Regions from separate parts of the Homo sapiens genome. Here region 2 is linked to region 1. A link is a contact called in ENCODE Hi-C or POLR2A ChIA-PET data. All regions are on one chromosome and are shown on one strand. The core of a region is the stretch at or near the end of the contact, and the rest is flanking DNA. Distances in the headings are between cores, read along the strand shown.

What was found. A loop is a pair of places that touch in the nucleus more often than their neighbours do. ChIA-PET counts read pairs that join two places held with the same protein, here RNA polymerase II (POLR2A). Pooled maps may share reads with other maps.
Region 2: a loop to region 1 is called in a pooled map, with 2.4 times the contacts of the local background. The contact joins two enhancer-like sites. A Hi-C loop is called at or near these places in 3 of 168 maps with a recorded cell type or tissue (CD4-positive, alpha-beta memory T cell, CD8-positive, alpha-beta T cell and naive thymus-derived CD4-positive, alpha-beta T cell), 16 of 37 single-sample maps with no recorded cell type and 11 of 50 pooled maps. POLR2A ChIA-PET finds 5 or more read pairs at or near these places in 2 of 52 experiments (WTC11 and activated T-cell).

Annotation. Positions count from the first base shown.
Region 1 is chr3:183,761,325-183,768,774 of GRCh38, forward strand. YEATS2 (YEATS domain containing 2) reads left to right here. Exons shown (of 31, transcript NM_018023.5): 14 at 183-290; 15 at 773-955. Among named protein-coding and RNA genes, the nearest start is that of YEATS2-AS1, 45 kb to the right of the region's middle. Within about 2 kb of position 5,872, at least 6 of the 41 ENCODE cell types and tissues checked have a DNase peak (open chromatin) inside an H3K27ac peak, as active enhancers do.
Region 2 is chr3:183,577,098-183,584,228 of GRCh38, forward strand. No RefSeq gene overlaps it. Among named protein-coding and RNA genes, the nearest start is that of KLHL6, 25 kb to the left of the region's middle. RefSeq lists an enhancer at 2,904-3,153 and a silencer at 3,824-4,118. Within about 2 kb of position 2,979, at least 6 of the 41 ENCODE cell types and tissues checked have a DNase peak (open chromatin) inside an H3K27ac peak, as active enhancers do.

The sequences.
Region 1 (7,450 bases), core at 4,622-7,121:
GATCCACCCACCTCTGCCTCCCAAAGTGCTGGGAGTACAGGCGTGAGCTACCGCACCCAGCCAGTCTTTTTATTTCTTTATATTGCTAGAGAATGTCACAGGTTTGTATTAAATATAAGTGACTAGATATCTGAAATCACCCATTTCTCCTGATTGTAAAATATGTATTTTTACACACACAGCAGGAGGATTCTTTGTTTGCATCTATGCCACCTCTTTGCCCAATTGGGAGTCACCCTAAGGTTCAAAGCCCCAAACCTATAACAGGAGGACTTGGAGCTTTCACAAAAGTGAGTATGTATTAGGGCATTGTCCCACAAGTCATAATACTTTTTGTGGCATGTTGGAGTTCATTGCCACTACCCCTACAACATGTTACTTTTTAGTGGGTCTCAACTCCTCATTCTGAGACGTGCTTCCATGTATTTAATGATGTCCTCAGGGCAGCCCTTGGAGTCCAGCAAGATGGGGATTCATGGAGCACAGTGTGTTTGTTTCTCTCTGCTGTCATTTGCCACAGTCTCTAAAACAAGTGACTGTGTTATTACAGGAGCACAGGATCAAGTTCAGATCCTACTTTTGGTCCCTTTAATAGCTGGTATGGACTGTATTTAAGCAGTATGTATATTTACCCTTCTGGTGGAGTCATTCTTTACGTATCAAGTTTCATCAATTCATTAATCCCTGCAAACGGAGAAGAGTCAGATATTAGCAGCTTTATAAAATGGGATGTTTATGGATGTTTATTCAGTGTCATTATGTTTGTTGCAAGGTGATCATCAAACAGGAACCTGGTGAAGCCCCTCACGTGCCCGCAACAGGAGCTGCCAGCCAGTCACCACTCCCGCAGTATGTGACTGTGAAAGGGGGTCACATGATAGCTGTGTCCCCTCAAAAACAGGTCATAACTCCTGGAGAAGGGATTGCCCAGTCAGCAAAGGTTCAGCCCTCCAAGGTTTGTGTTGGGTAGAGATGGGAAATTTCACATGTAAATGATGTTGTTTGCCTAAATAATTGACAAGTGCTGAAAAGATTCACGGTGACAGGGTTGATGATCCCATAAGAACCTGTGGGTGAAAGCCTAGTTGGAAAAACAAGTCTGTTGGTGTGAAACTCTTCTACTCCTGTAGTAATCATTGGCAAGAGCCGCGTTATGTATTGCAAAGGATCCCGGAATGGGCCAAGAGGCAGGGGAACACTGCTGTCTCTGGCAGTGGAGGCAGAGCTGACTCATGGGCACAGCTTTCTACTTGATTCATCTCTAAAAGGGATCCGCTGTTGACTTGTTTATTTATGGTAGGAGAATGCTGTAGTTTATACCTCTGATGTTCGGGCTGTTACCTGTTTAATGATTCTTAGCTTTCTGTAGAGTTCTTTTTTTTTTTTAATAATTTGGAGGTACAGGAGAATTAATGTATTGAGAGAATTTTAAAATAGCACATAGAGGCCGGGCATGGTGGCTCACGCCTGTGATCCCAGCACTTTAGGAGGCTGAGGCGGGCGGATTACCTGAAGGCAGGAGTTCGAGACCAGCCTGACCAACATGGAGAAACCCCATCTCTACTAAAAATACAATATTAGCGGGGTGTGGTGGCACATGCCTGTAATCCCAGCTACTCGGGAGACTGAGGCAGGAGAATTGCTTGAACCTGGGAGGCAGAGGTTGCGGTGAGCTGAGATCGCGGCACTGCACTCCAGCCTGGGTGACAGAGAGAGACTCTGTCTCAAAAAAATAAAAATTAAAAAATTAAAAAAAAAAATAGCACATAGAGCCATGTTTTCCTGAATCAATTGGAAATGTAGCCATGCATCACCTGATGATGGTACATTCTGAGACGTGTCATTAGGTGATTTTGTTGTGTGAACATCGCAGTGTACTTAAATCCAGATAGAATAGCTAACTACACACTTAGGCTGTATGGTGTGGCCTATTGCTCCTAGGCTGTAAACCTGTTCCGCATGTTACTATTGAATACTATAGGAAGTTGTAATAGAACAATAAGTATTTGTGGATCTCAACATATCTAAATATAGAAAAGATACTGTAAAAATACAGTGTTATAATCTTATGGGACCACTGTTAATATATGCAGTCTGTCATTGACTAAAACATCGTTAATGTGGTAGATGACTATGGTATCAATATTGAGTGCTTTTGTGTATGCCATGCTTGTATTTCTACATTTTCTATAATCCACACACAACCCTGGAGGGTGGGGATTTTCATCCCTGTTTTACAAATGAGGAAACTGTGGCTCAGAGGTTAAACAGTTTCCTTGGGAGCATTACAGCTAATAAATGACAAAGTGTTTAAAGTCAGGCCTGCTAACTCCAAGCTCCCCATTTCAGAACTAATGAAAAGTGGTTGTCTCTAACCTTGGTATGCTTTCAGAGCATCAGGGTTAAATTACCTCAACTTTTGGCAGGTATACTCTAAAGCTATTAAGTATATAATATGGGCTCGGCATGGTGGCTCACACCTGTGAGCCACCTAACACTTTGGCAGTCCAAGGCGGACAGATCACTTCAGGTCAGGAGTTTGAGACCAGCCTGTCCGACGTGGTGAAACCCCATCTCTACTAAAAATACAAAAACCGAGCGTGGTGGGTGGCATGCACCTGTAATCCCAGCTACTTGGGAGGCTGAGGCAGGAGAATCACTTGAACCCAGGAGGCGGAGGTTGCAGTGAGCCAAGACTGTGCCACTGCATTTCAGCCTGGGTGACAGAGGGAGACTGTCTCAAAAACAAAAAAACAAAAAACAATGGCTGGGCACGGTGGCTCACGCCCGTAATCCCAGCACTTTGAGAGGCTGAGGCGTGCGTTATCACCTGAGGTCAGATGTTGAAGACCAGCCTGGTCAACTTGGTGAAACTGTCTCTACCAAAAATACAAGAATTAGGTGGACATGGTGTCGGGCTCCTGTAATCTCAACTAGTCAGGAGGCTGAGGCAGGAGAATGGCTTGAACACAGGAGGTGGAAGTTGCAGTGAGCTGAGATCGCACCATTGCACTCCAGCCTGGGCAACGAGTGAAACTCTGTTTAAAAAAAAAAAAAAAAAAAAAAAAGATATCATATAGATGTTTTTCAGCTTGAAACCCAGCCTACCTATCTAAGGAGAATGAATTGTTTTAAGAATAGCCCAAAATCGAAAAAGATTTTAGCTATCAGATAGAGATTAGGATCAACTTAAAAATTCATAGAGCTTGTCGCAGTGGCTCACGCCTATAATTCCAGCACTTTGGGAGGTCAAGGCGGGTGGATCGCCTGAGGTCAGGAGTTCGAGATCAGGCCAACATAGTGAAACCCCGTCTATACTAAAAATACAAAAAATTATTTGGGCGTGGTGGCGGGCGCCTGTAATCCCAGCTACTCGGGAGGCTGAGGCAGGAGAAACGCTTGACCCCGGCAGGCAGAGGTTGCAGTGAGACGAGATCTTGCTATTGCACTCCAGCCTGGGCAACAAGAGCAAAACTCCATCTCAAAAAAATAAAATAAAATTCGTGGTGTTATCGGTGGTTCTAAAATCTGTTAAGTTTATTAACGACTTTCTCAGACTTACCTGGTTATAAGAATCATCTGCTGATAGCTACCTAGGCCACCATCTCAAACTTACTGCATCGGATTCTTCTTGAGATCCCTGGGAATCTGGGTTTTTAATAAGTGTTTCTGCTGATTCATCTACTTAGGCAGCAGATTTAGGAATCATGGTGCTACAGCATCTCATTTGACTTTGAGGCATTCGTAGCCAGAATGACTAAGACAGGCATCCCCAACTGCTTACTAGTGCTCCCACTGTGGTTCTGGCTTCAGGGGTAAGAATTCTGCCAAAATCCCTTAGTAAATCAGTTATTGTCATCTGAACTTCCTACTCAGGCTTGTCGTATATGTACCTCAAAATCTGTTTTGCTTCACATAGGGATATGTGGCTTTACTGATTTCTGCTTTGAATCAACTTAGCATTGCTGTTTATGTTAGAAGCTCTTGGATAAGTTCGTTTCCATTTTTTGCCGCTTTGCATATTGCCAATCCACTCCTCCAGTGATGCTGAACAACTGTACTGACTTGTCACATGGCCACCTACTTAATGGTAAATGTAAGGTTGGAGGAGATAGGTGGGTCTGTGCCACAATGCCCTAAATATGGTTTAAGGGCATCTGAAAAGAAAAACCACAGCAAAGTGTGAAGGAACTGCAGAGAAGCAGTAGTGCGTGAGATGATACCACTGTTTACCCAGGAAATGGAATCCATGATTAGCAGTTGAGATAAGGAGCTGTCTGTGAGTACAGACTGTTCCTGGTTATTGCTGAAGTGCATTCCTAGAAACTATGCCAGAGAACAGGCTGGGTGTGTGGTTCATGCTTGTAATTCCAGCACTTTAGGAGGCTGAGGTGGGCAGATCACCTGAGGTCAGGAGTTCGAGACCAGCCTGGCCAACATGGTGAAACCCTGTCTCTACTAAAAATACAAAAATTAGCCAGACATGGTGGTGTGCACCTGTAATCCCAGCTACTTGGGAGGCTGAGGCAGGAGAATTGTTTGAACCTGGGAGGTCAAGGTTGCAGTGAACTGAGATGACGCCACTGTACTCCAGCCTGGGAGATAGAGCAAGACTCTGTCTAAAAAAAAAAAAAAAGATATGCCAGGAAACAGGAGGGTGGCAAAAAATGGCACTGTTTTACCCTCCATACAACTTTGGGACAACAGAAACACAGCTGATCTTTTTCCTCAAAGTGGGAAGAGGTGCTGCCTTTGACATGAAAAGGGACAACTGAGGAATAAGTAGTTCCATATGGGAAGGAAGCAGTGTGTTAAAGTAGAAGGAGCATGAGCTTTGCAGTTAGAGCTTGTTGCAAATCTCAGATCTCAGCCACTCATTACTGGTGTAACCTGTGCAGGTTCTGAGCCCTGGTCTTTCAGGGTTGTAGAAGAATTAGAGATTGTATATGAAGGACCTACCTAGCACAGAGCAAGTGCTCAGTAAATAGTAACTAATGTGAGTATCAGGCATATCCATGCCTAAGTACCATTGTAATGGTTATCAGTGAGCACTTAACTTGTAAACAGCCATATTTTTTAATATCTGGAGGGAAAATCTCAGATACAGACTCTTCCCCTTCAGTTTGCTGAAGTAAATTCTGACTTGCCACAGGTATGTGTAGGAAACAGGGAGGGCAGAAATAGAAACATTTAATCAAAGCATGAATCGAAGTTAAGTGTATAACAAATACAAAACAATGGGTGTCTGCTTTCTCAAGCTAGCAGGAAATTAGCAACAGAGAGAGAATTATTGAATGGGAAGAGAATGAGGAAAGTCAGTAGGTGAGTTCAGGCTCTAGGCCGAAATACGTTGTGGTTTTTTGGTGGTTGTTGCTCTTGTGGGTTTTTTTGTTTTGTTTTGTTTTATGATCATAACTCACTGTAGTCTCAGCCTCCCTGGGCTCCAGCAATCCCACCTCAGTCTCCCAGGACTACAGGTGATACCACCACACCCAATTAGGTTTTTTGTTTTGTTTTGTTTTCTGTATTTTGTAGAGACTGGTTTTCACTATGTTGCCCAGGCTGGTCTTGAACTCCTGGGCTCAAGCAGTCTGCCTGCCTCAGCCTCCCAAAGTGTTGGGGTTATAAGCATGAGCCACTGTGCCTGGCCAAAGTATGTTGTTTTAAAAAAATAACAAACTAATTTTGGGTAATACAGTCTTATTTAAGAGGTCTTACACCTTCTTAGTGGTGTCCATAATCAGCTGCAGAGTTTTTCCCAACAGAATGCAGATTTCCTCATTCTCCTGTTTTCCAGAAGGAAGGTAGGGAGGTAGTGACAGTCATCTCCCAGGCGGTGTGCACAAGGTGGGTAAGCTCTGCTGGTAAAGACTGCCCTCCAGTGGCTGACTTGGGATACCAGGTTTTTGTTTCTGTTTTGAGACAGCGTCTAGCTCCGTTGCCCAGGCTGGAGTGCAGTGGTGCAGTCTTGACTCACTGCAACCTCTGTCTCCTGGGCTCAAGCTATACTCCTACTTCAGCCTTAGCTGGGATCGCAGGCCCACACCACCACGCCCAGCTAATTTTTTTTTTTTGAGCTGGAGTCTTGCACTGTCGCCCAGGCTGGAGAGCAGTGGCGCCATCTCGGCTCACTACAACCTCCGCCTCTTGGGTTCAAGTGATTCTCTTGACTCAGCCTCCCAAGTAGCTGGGATTACAGGCACCCACCACCATGCCTAGCTAATTTTTTTGTATTTTTAGTAGAGACAGGGTTTCACTATGTTGGCCACACTGGTCTCAAACTTCTGACCTTGTGATCTGCCCGCCTTGGCCTCCTGAAGTGCTAGGATTACAGGTGTGAGCCATTGTGCCCGGCCATTTTTTTTATTTTTTAATAGAGACGGGGTTTTACCATGTTCATCACGCTGGTCTCAAACTCCTGACCTCTAATGATCCGCCCACCTCGGCCTCCCAAAGTGCTGGGATTACAGGCATGAGCCACCACGCCCGGCAGGATACCAGGTTTTACTGGGTTCTTGGAGAAATTACGTGTCATATCCTGAAAACTCTGAAGCACTTGGCACAAGAAAGGAAAAGCAAGTCAGGTGCATGTAATGTGGGGAAAGAAATTGAAGTAGGTCTAAAAATGTGTGTATTGTTTTCCCTAAGTTATTTGCTTTCTTTGTTTAGGAACATAAAAGTAGATTCTGTGTAATTTAACTTGTGAAATAGGTTATTTGATATGTTTGGGAGGTTTGAAGACTGCTATCTTAGTTAAGAGAAAAGTTCAACTACTGCAACAGAGAAATCTGAACACCAGAACTTTAAGTAAGTTTATTTCTCATACAGTCATCGAGAATCTAGATCCCTGGCTTTCCTTTTTTTGCTCTGACATTCTCAAAATTTGGCTTTCGGCTTGTGGACTAAGAAAACACTTCATCTCATACCTCCACGTTCACGCTTCTTGCCAAGAGGAAGGGAGCAGGGGGAGGGAGAGCTGAGGGCAGACAGAGCCCGAAAGTCGCTCTCACTTCTGCACACATCCCGTTAGCCAGAAAGCAAATGGCCACGCCTAGGTCTGGGAGGGCTGGGAAATAGAGTTGTGATTCCATGTGGCCATTGCCCCAGCTGAAAACTGGGGGCTCTGTTACTATGAGAGGAGAAGGAAATAATAGATATTGGGGTTCAACTAGCAGTTTCTGCCACACTCCCAAAAAGTTTTGCTACATTAAGAAGGGTTTTTTTTTTCTTTCATAAATATACAGAAAAGTTCTTGATCAGTAAGAAGGGTTTCCGTATTTCCACATCACTGGGAGGATGACCCTGCCCTGCTCTGTGGCTACAGAAACTCTACAGGTCCCCTGCAGAATGAAGTTCATGCAGTTAGAACACAGATGAAGGCCAGGTGCCTGTAATCTCAGCACTTTGGGAGGCCGAGACAGGTAGATCGCCTGAGGTCGGGAGTTCAAGA
Region 2 (7,131 bases), core at 1,729-4,228, 190 kb before region 1:
ACACACATTTTTATAATATAATGAGGGCAAGGTACAGTCAATTATTTAAATAATTGAACACACATACAGGATCACTGCTAAAGCTGAACTAATGGCTGGCAGGCTGGAACAAAACCATGTGGCAGGTCATTTGTCCACTGATACACAGCAATGTATCGGTGGCCTTCGAAATTAACCTATGAAAAGCCACCATGTAATATGCATGTGTGATATGTACGGGGTATAAGAAAACTTAAAATTTGCAAATCAAGGAATCAGCGAGTAGTACCTCTATTTTATAGCTCAGGAAATGAGGGAGAGATTGTTCACCCAAGTCATGCAGCCAGTAAGTGGCAGAGCAGGGATTTGAGCTGAGGTCTGATTCCCTGTGCCTCTCTCTATTTCCTCTCTGTTGAATGAAGATGAGTAGCTATCCCACAGAGCTATTAGGAGGACTAAAGAAGTTAATGCATGTAATGGGTTTGGCACATAGCCTGGCATATTATAGAGAGTTCAACAAATGTTGGCCATTGTTAGAATTCCAAGCCTGGAGTTGTTTCTATCATACCAGGCTATCCCATACATGCGTTCATTGTCAAAACTTTACAGCATTTGCAGGATCGAACTGCAAAGAAGAAGAGAGATGAAGTTGGAAAAAAATGCCTTTAAAAATTCTTTTAATCGTAATCTATTTGCTACCAAATCTTTCTGAGGGCAATCATTCATTGTGGACTCTCAATTATAGACAAATACTTATTGAGTACCAGCCATATATACAGTAATTGCTGGAGACGTAACACTGAGACGGTCACAGCCCCACCTTCAAGCGTCTCATCGTCTCTTTGGGGACTTAGGCGGCAGAGATGATGCAGAGTGAGGGCTGTGATGGAGGGCATACTGGATGCTCCGGGAGCCTGTAACAGGGGAACCTGACCTAGACTCGAGGAAGCCAGAGAAAGCTTTCATGGAGGAAGTTACATCTAAGTTGAAAGCTGAAAGACATAGGAGAGTGTTAAGCATTCTAAACAAAGGGACCAACGTGAAAAAAAGAAAATGCTTAGAGGGAAGAGGGAGCAAGAGGCATTCAGAGATCTAAAGGAAGCTGATTGTGGCATGGAGGTTGGGGTGGCCAACAGGTAAAACTGGAGAGGTCCCAGAGCCTGTTCCTGAAGGAATATGTGAGCCACAGGACCCTGGGCATGAACTGGAGGGCAGTGTAGGACGCTGGTCTTTAAGAAAGCCAGTGACAATCAGATGTACACTTAAGATCTACCCTGGCTATGGTGTGGAGGATGGCTTGAAGTGAGGTAAGACAAGAGGTGAGGAAATCAGAAAGCTGCTTCCTGCTGCCCACAGATGAGAGAAGACAGAGCTCTGAAATAGGGAAGGGGCTGAGGGGATGGAGGAAAGTGAATGGATTCAAGAAATATTTAAAAGGTAGAGCTGATGGGATTCGGTAAATGATGCAACCTGGGGAGCAAGGGACAAGGTAGGAAAAAACGGAGAAATCAAGGAAAACATCCAAGTTTCTACTTTGGGCATTGGACAGATGGTGATATCCTTTACTGAAGGTGCAGGAGGCAGAGCAAGTTTGAGGAAGGAGATGATGGGTTTACATTTAGACAAGTTGAGTCTGAAGTATACAAGGGTCATCTCGATGATGAAGAACTGTAGGTAACTGGATTCTCTCTAAGCCATCACATGTCTCAGTATCCCACTTCAACTGGTGACCACGGTCCTCCTCTCTAAGCCGCAGAGCTCTCCATAAACCAACCAAGAAGTGCTTTGAGTACCACCTGTTGTCTAGATATTATTAGCCTCTCATTTTAATAACTAATAATTTTAAATTTGCTCTTCTCCAAAATTCATCCTAAGTGAGAACAGGATGTGGGTACACCCAACAGATAATTAGGTATGTACTCTCACTCGATTTAAAGAGAAACGATTGTGGCTTTTCTAATTCAATTAGGTTTTTGTTTCTTTCTTTCTTTTTTGAGATGGAGTCTTGCTCTGTCGCCAGGCTGGAGTGCAGTGGCGCGATCTCGGCTCACTGCAACCTCCGTCTCGTGGGTTCAAATGATTCTCCTGCCTCAGCCTCTTGAGTAGCTAGGACTACAGGTGCCTGCCACCATGCCCAGCAAATTTTTGTGTTTTTAGTAGAGAGGAGGTTTCACCATGTTGGCCAGGATGGTCTCAAACTCTTGACCTCGTGATCCGCCACCACGCCCAGCTAATTTTTGTATTTTTAGTAGAGGCAGAGTGTCACCATGTTGGCCAGACTGGCCTCGGACTGCTGACCCCAGGTCATCCGCCCACTTCAGCTTCCCAAAGGCATAATATATTTTTATCTTTGAAAATGCAATACATTGATAAGGTAAACCCATGTTAATTCAGAAACGTACGGAAATTTGCTCTCCAAAGTTAAATAACATCTGCTAAAGTATTTCAGTTTTCTCAGAGCCACTGAGAACTGATCAATCTCGAGGGATCCATGTGAAGGTACATCCAAGTTTTCCTTGGCCTCTCTCTATGTGGGTACCTGCTTAGGGGCTTCCCACCCCCATTACCATGTCAGGATGGCCAAAGGGGGACAATGATGCCTACCCTCATGTGGCATCATTTACTAAGGTCCTTCAATTGCCTGCTTAGATGCCACCCTTGGGCAAATTTGGGGAAGGTACCTCCAGGTGGATGTGTTAGAAAAAGGCACCCCTGGCCAGGCGCGGTGGCTCATGCCTGTAATCCCAGCACTTTGGGAGGCTGAGGCGGGCGGATCACAAGGTCAGGAGCTCAAGATCAGCCTGACCAACATGGTGAAACCCCGTCTCTTCTAAAAATACAAAAATTAGCCCGGTATGGTGGCTCGTGCCTGTAATCCCAGCTACTCAGGAAGCTGAGGCAGGAGAATCGCTTGAACCCAGGAGGTGGAGGTTGCAGTAAGCCGAGATCACACCATTGCACTCCAGCCTGGGCGACAGAGCAAGACTCCATCTCAGAAAAAAAAGAAAAAGAAAAAGAAAACGAAAACGGCAACCCTTCCTCCCCCGCAGATGCAGCCTCCCTCAAGGGTACACAGCTCAGTGGACCGATTTTAATTCCAGTCCGCCCCCTCAGCATACTCCCACAGGGGGGCCCTGCCACCCACTCCGTGGCCCACTCATTGGGTGCAAAATCCATCCATGCAGTTACATTACAGGTCTTGTAAATTAACACTCATCACTAGGGAAACCAGTTTTCTGGGAAATTAATAAGCTGTATGGAAATCATTTCCTAAGATTCCGGCGGCAGCCACAGAAACTTAAGCATGATTCAAACTCCTCAAATCTCTTCCAAGATTGCAACTTATTTCCTCCAAATAACTCTGTAACTCTTCAAAACCTGTGACTTCACCAAGCTCTCGGCAGTACAGAAATGGAAAATGAGCAGTCTCCAGTCGTGCGGTTTGAAACTAAGGCGCTGCGCCTCCCTGGATAAGTATCAAGGTCAGTGTTCCGACAACTTGCCAAAGTTCTATCACTCAGGAAGTGCAGTCTACTGGCCTTTGAGTGCCTCAGAGCTTAAGTTCCCAATAAGTCACTTTTCTCAAGAAGCAGGTCAACAAATCCCCTCATCCTAGTCACTCACTATCTTAAAATAAGCTAATCTCTATATCCTTTGACTTCAACTACCTCCATATGTCCATAAACTGGTAATGGTTCAGAGTTCAGGCATAAGGAAAATGCAGAATCTTAAGCATTTCCTCCAACACATCATTCAATAAACCTGACTTGAAATGTGGCCTGGTGTCAGCTGGAGTAGCTCTGCTCCTTTAAGGTCTAGATAAAACAGGTTGCAATCCCATTCCTGTGTCCTGTGGAAAGTCCAGGACTCTCCCTGAGATTTCTGCAAATGGGGCAGGGCAGGGAGGACTGTGCACACAGCTCCTGCAGCTCTCAGTCCCAGCCTCCTCTGCATTGAGGGTCTCCATTCTGTCCCCACGGTTGTTCCTTTATCTAGGCGCTGGTGTTATTTCAGCAGGACCAGCCCTTTCACTTGCAGGTTGCTGCTGTGAGGAGAACGAGGGAGCTGCCCCGCACCAGCTCAGACACTCCTCAGACGACTCATTCTCAAAAGTCCCTTTGCAGCTGGACGTGGTGGCTCACACCTGTAATCCCAGCACTTTGGGAGGCCGAGGCAGACAGATCACAAGGTCAGGAGTTCGAGACTAGCCTGACCAACATAGTGAAACCCCGTCTCTACTAAAAATACAAAAATTAGCTGGGCATAGTGGTGTGTGCCTGTAATCCCAACTACTCAGGAGGCTGAGGCAGGAGAATTGCTTGAACCGGGGAGGTGGAAGTTGCAGTGATCTGAGATCGTGCTACTGCACTCCAGCCTGGGTGACAGAGCAAGACTCCGTCTCAAAAAAAAAAAAAAAAAAGTCCCTTTGCAAAAACATCCAGAACTAGACATATCTCACTACCCATACCCTACCCAGGACACCCTGGCCCTGCTTGTGTCTCTCCCTCCTTCTCCTTTCCCATCTTTTCAGTCACCACCAACCCCCAAGTGCAAATTTGCCTTAGGATTTCAGATGAGCCATTCAGCTCCTCCTCCCCAAGTTACCCAGGCTGGCCTTCAAGCAAACCCTTCAAGGAACAAATGGGCTATTTATTCATTGAGCAGAGGCCTTGACTTCATAGCTGTTTTTCTCTAATGTTCATCCTCCTGAAAGACAGCTGCCATTTCAAAGAGCCATTGACTCTTTGCTTTTGCTTTTCTGATGATGATACAATGAAAATCAAGCACAATGACTTTCTTCGTCATCTTCCATAAACAGTGGAAACTGTCCCCCCGCCCAACCTTTCTATTGCAGGTGCCTGGCCTATGGTAAGTGCACTCAGCTTTTCCAAGCTTAGAATAAACTGCTGAAATTACAAATTGGCAGGTGGTTTGGCCCTACTGGTTTATAGTGCTAGCTACTTAGGTTTAAAAATGGAAAGGGGGCCAGGTGTGGTGGCTCCTGCCTGTAATCCCAACACTTTGGGAGGCCGAGGTGGGTTGCAGTGAGCTGAGATTGAGCCACTGCATTCACTCCAGCCTCGGCAATAGAGTGAGACTCCATCTCAAAATAAAAAAAAAAAAAAATTATATATATATATATATATATATACATATATATACATAAGCAGAAAGGGTTTTAGTTTAAAATCCTGGTCAGACCAGGTCACAGCCCAAGGTCTGGCAGGCCCCATTTGGTTGACAAGCTCTGTATCAGCCTGTCTCAGGAGTGCTGCTGCCTGGACATTGGGCAGCTTACAAACAGGGCAAGTGGCTGGCTTTGTTTACCCTCATGTCATTTTTGGCTGGACAGTCATTTTGCTCTTTCCTCTGATCCTTCTCTGCCCTCCCTCCCCACACATCGAAAGCCAAAAGGGAGCAGATTCTAATTTTCTACATTCTCTGAAAAAATCAAACACTCACTTTCCATGTGTGTATGTATATATACACATTCATACACATATATGCACATATGTATATGTATGCATACATATGTATGTTTGTGCATATACATACGTTCATAGACTCCTAGAGTTCATCATAGTAATATTCAACCTTGGACAGCATGTTAAAATCACCTGAAGACAGTTTTTTTGTTGTTTTTTTGTTTTTTGAGATGGAGTCTCCCTCTTGTCACCCAGGCTGGAGTGCAATGGCGCGATCTTAGCCCACTGCAAGCTCTGCCTCCCGGGTTCAAGTGATTCTCCTGCCTCAGCTCCCCGAGTAGCTGGGATTACAGGTGCGCACCATCACGCCCAGCAAATTTGTGTGTTTTTAGCAGAGACTGCTAGTCTCTGCAGTGATTACAGAGTGCTAGTCAAGTCTGACCAGTAGCAACATAACAGCATCATCTGGGATGCAGAGTCTCAGGCCACATCCCAGACCTACTGAATCAGAATCTGCATTTTAACAGAGCCCAGTAATTCGTGTGCATGTTACAACTTGAGAAGCCCCGATCTAGTCAAGCTTTCATTTGGCAGATGAGGCCCAGAGAGGCTGAGTGATTTCAGGGGTCATGCTGTTAACTGGAGACTCAGATAGGACTGGAGCCCAGATCTCTTTACTGCTATTTCCATCACATTATCATTGTTCAGATTTAGCCAATGGTTAGATATTCCTCAAAAGTTTGTCATCTTTCTCAAGTTTATCACAGCTCTCTATGATTTCCTCTGTTCACACACACAAAAAATCACATTTAAAAAACATTTAAGGTTTTATTTTCTGCTGGTAGAGGACAAAATGATTAGATGGCATGACAAAAAAAAATTGAGAAAGGCATCACGGATAGATATAAAGAAAAGATGGAAGACATTTAGCAAAATGATTGCCACCTAATTTGTGGATCAGGAGACTGCAGGGCCATAGCTGATCTTGATAAAGAGGACAAAGTCTGCCTGCAATCTAGCAAGTGTGCCTCTTGTGACAGCCCAGAACTCAGCATGGGTGAGACACCAAAGTCTTCATCTTGGACCTGAGGAGATCTAAAAAGTGGGGCAGGTTATTTATAGGCTTGCAAGTTTCATAGATACGTTTGGTGTGAGAATAGTCCACATTTCATTATCACACATCATGGAAATGAAAAAAAAAATCCTATAGATCCATAGAAGACAAAGTTTTGCAGTCAGGGAGGCAGACTATGTCAGGAATTCGATCAATCCTACACTTCCCCAACCCTAGGAAACTGAGGGAAGCCCCTCCCACCAGGTTCCAGGCTCAGCCTTCCAGCTGCGCACCCTGTGCAGCTACTTTAAGCCCTCACACCCACCTCCAGAGTCACACCAGCCCCACAGGGAAGGAAACCCCCTCACAGATTTGCTATCCACAGCCTTCATTTGAAACAGCCTCTTTGGCCATTCCTCACACTTTCTTTCATTCTGTTTACGCTGCTTGTTTTGGGGGGTGATTTTGGCTCTCCACCCTGGCCACATGGCCTCAGGCTGCTTCAAGCAAACAGCCCTCCCCCATCTGACCTGACTGTGATCCTTGTACCCTGGCTCCACTCCTGTAAGTAGAACTATCTCCAGTCCTGAGAGTGGCATCAGGCCACCTACCATCAGTCCCAGGCCCAGGGGCACTCCTTCCTGAGTCCCTTGTCCCACCTTCTTAACACCA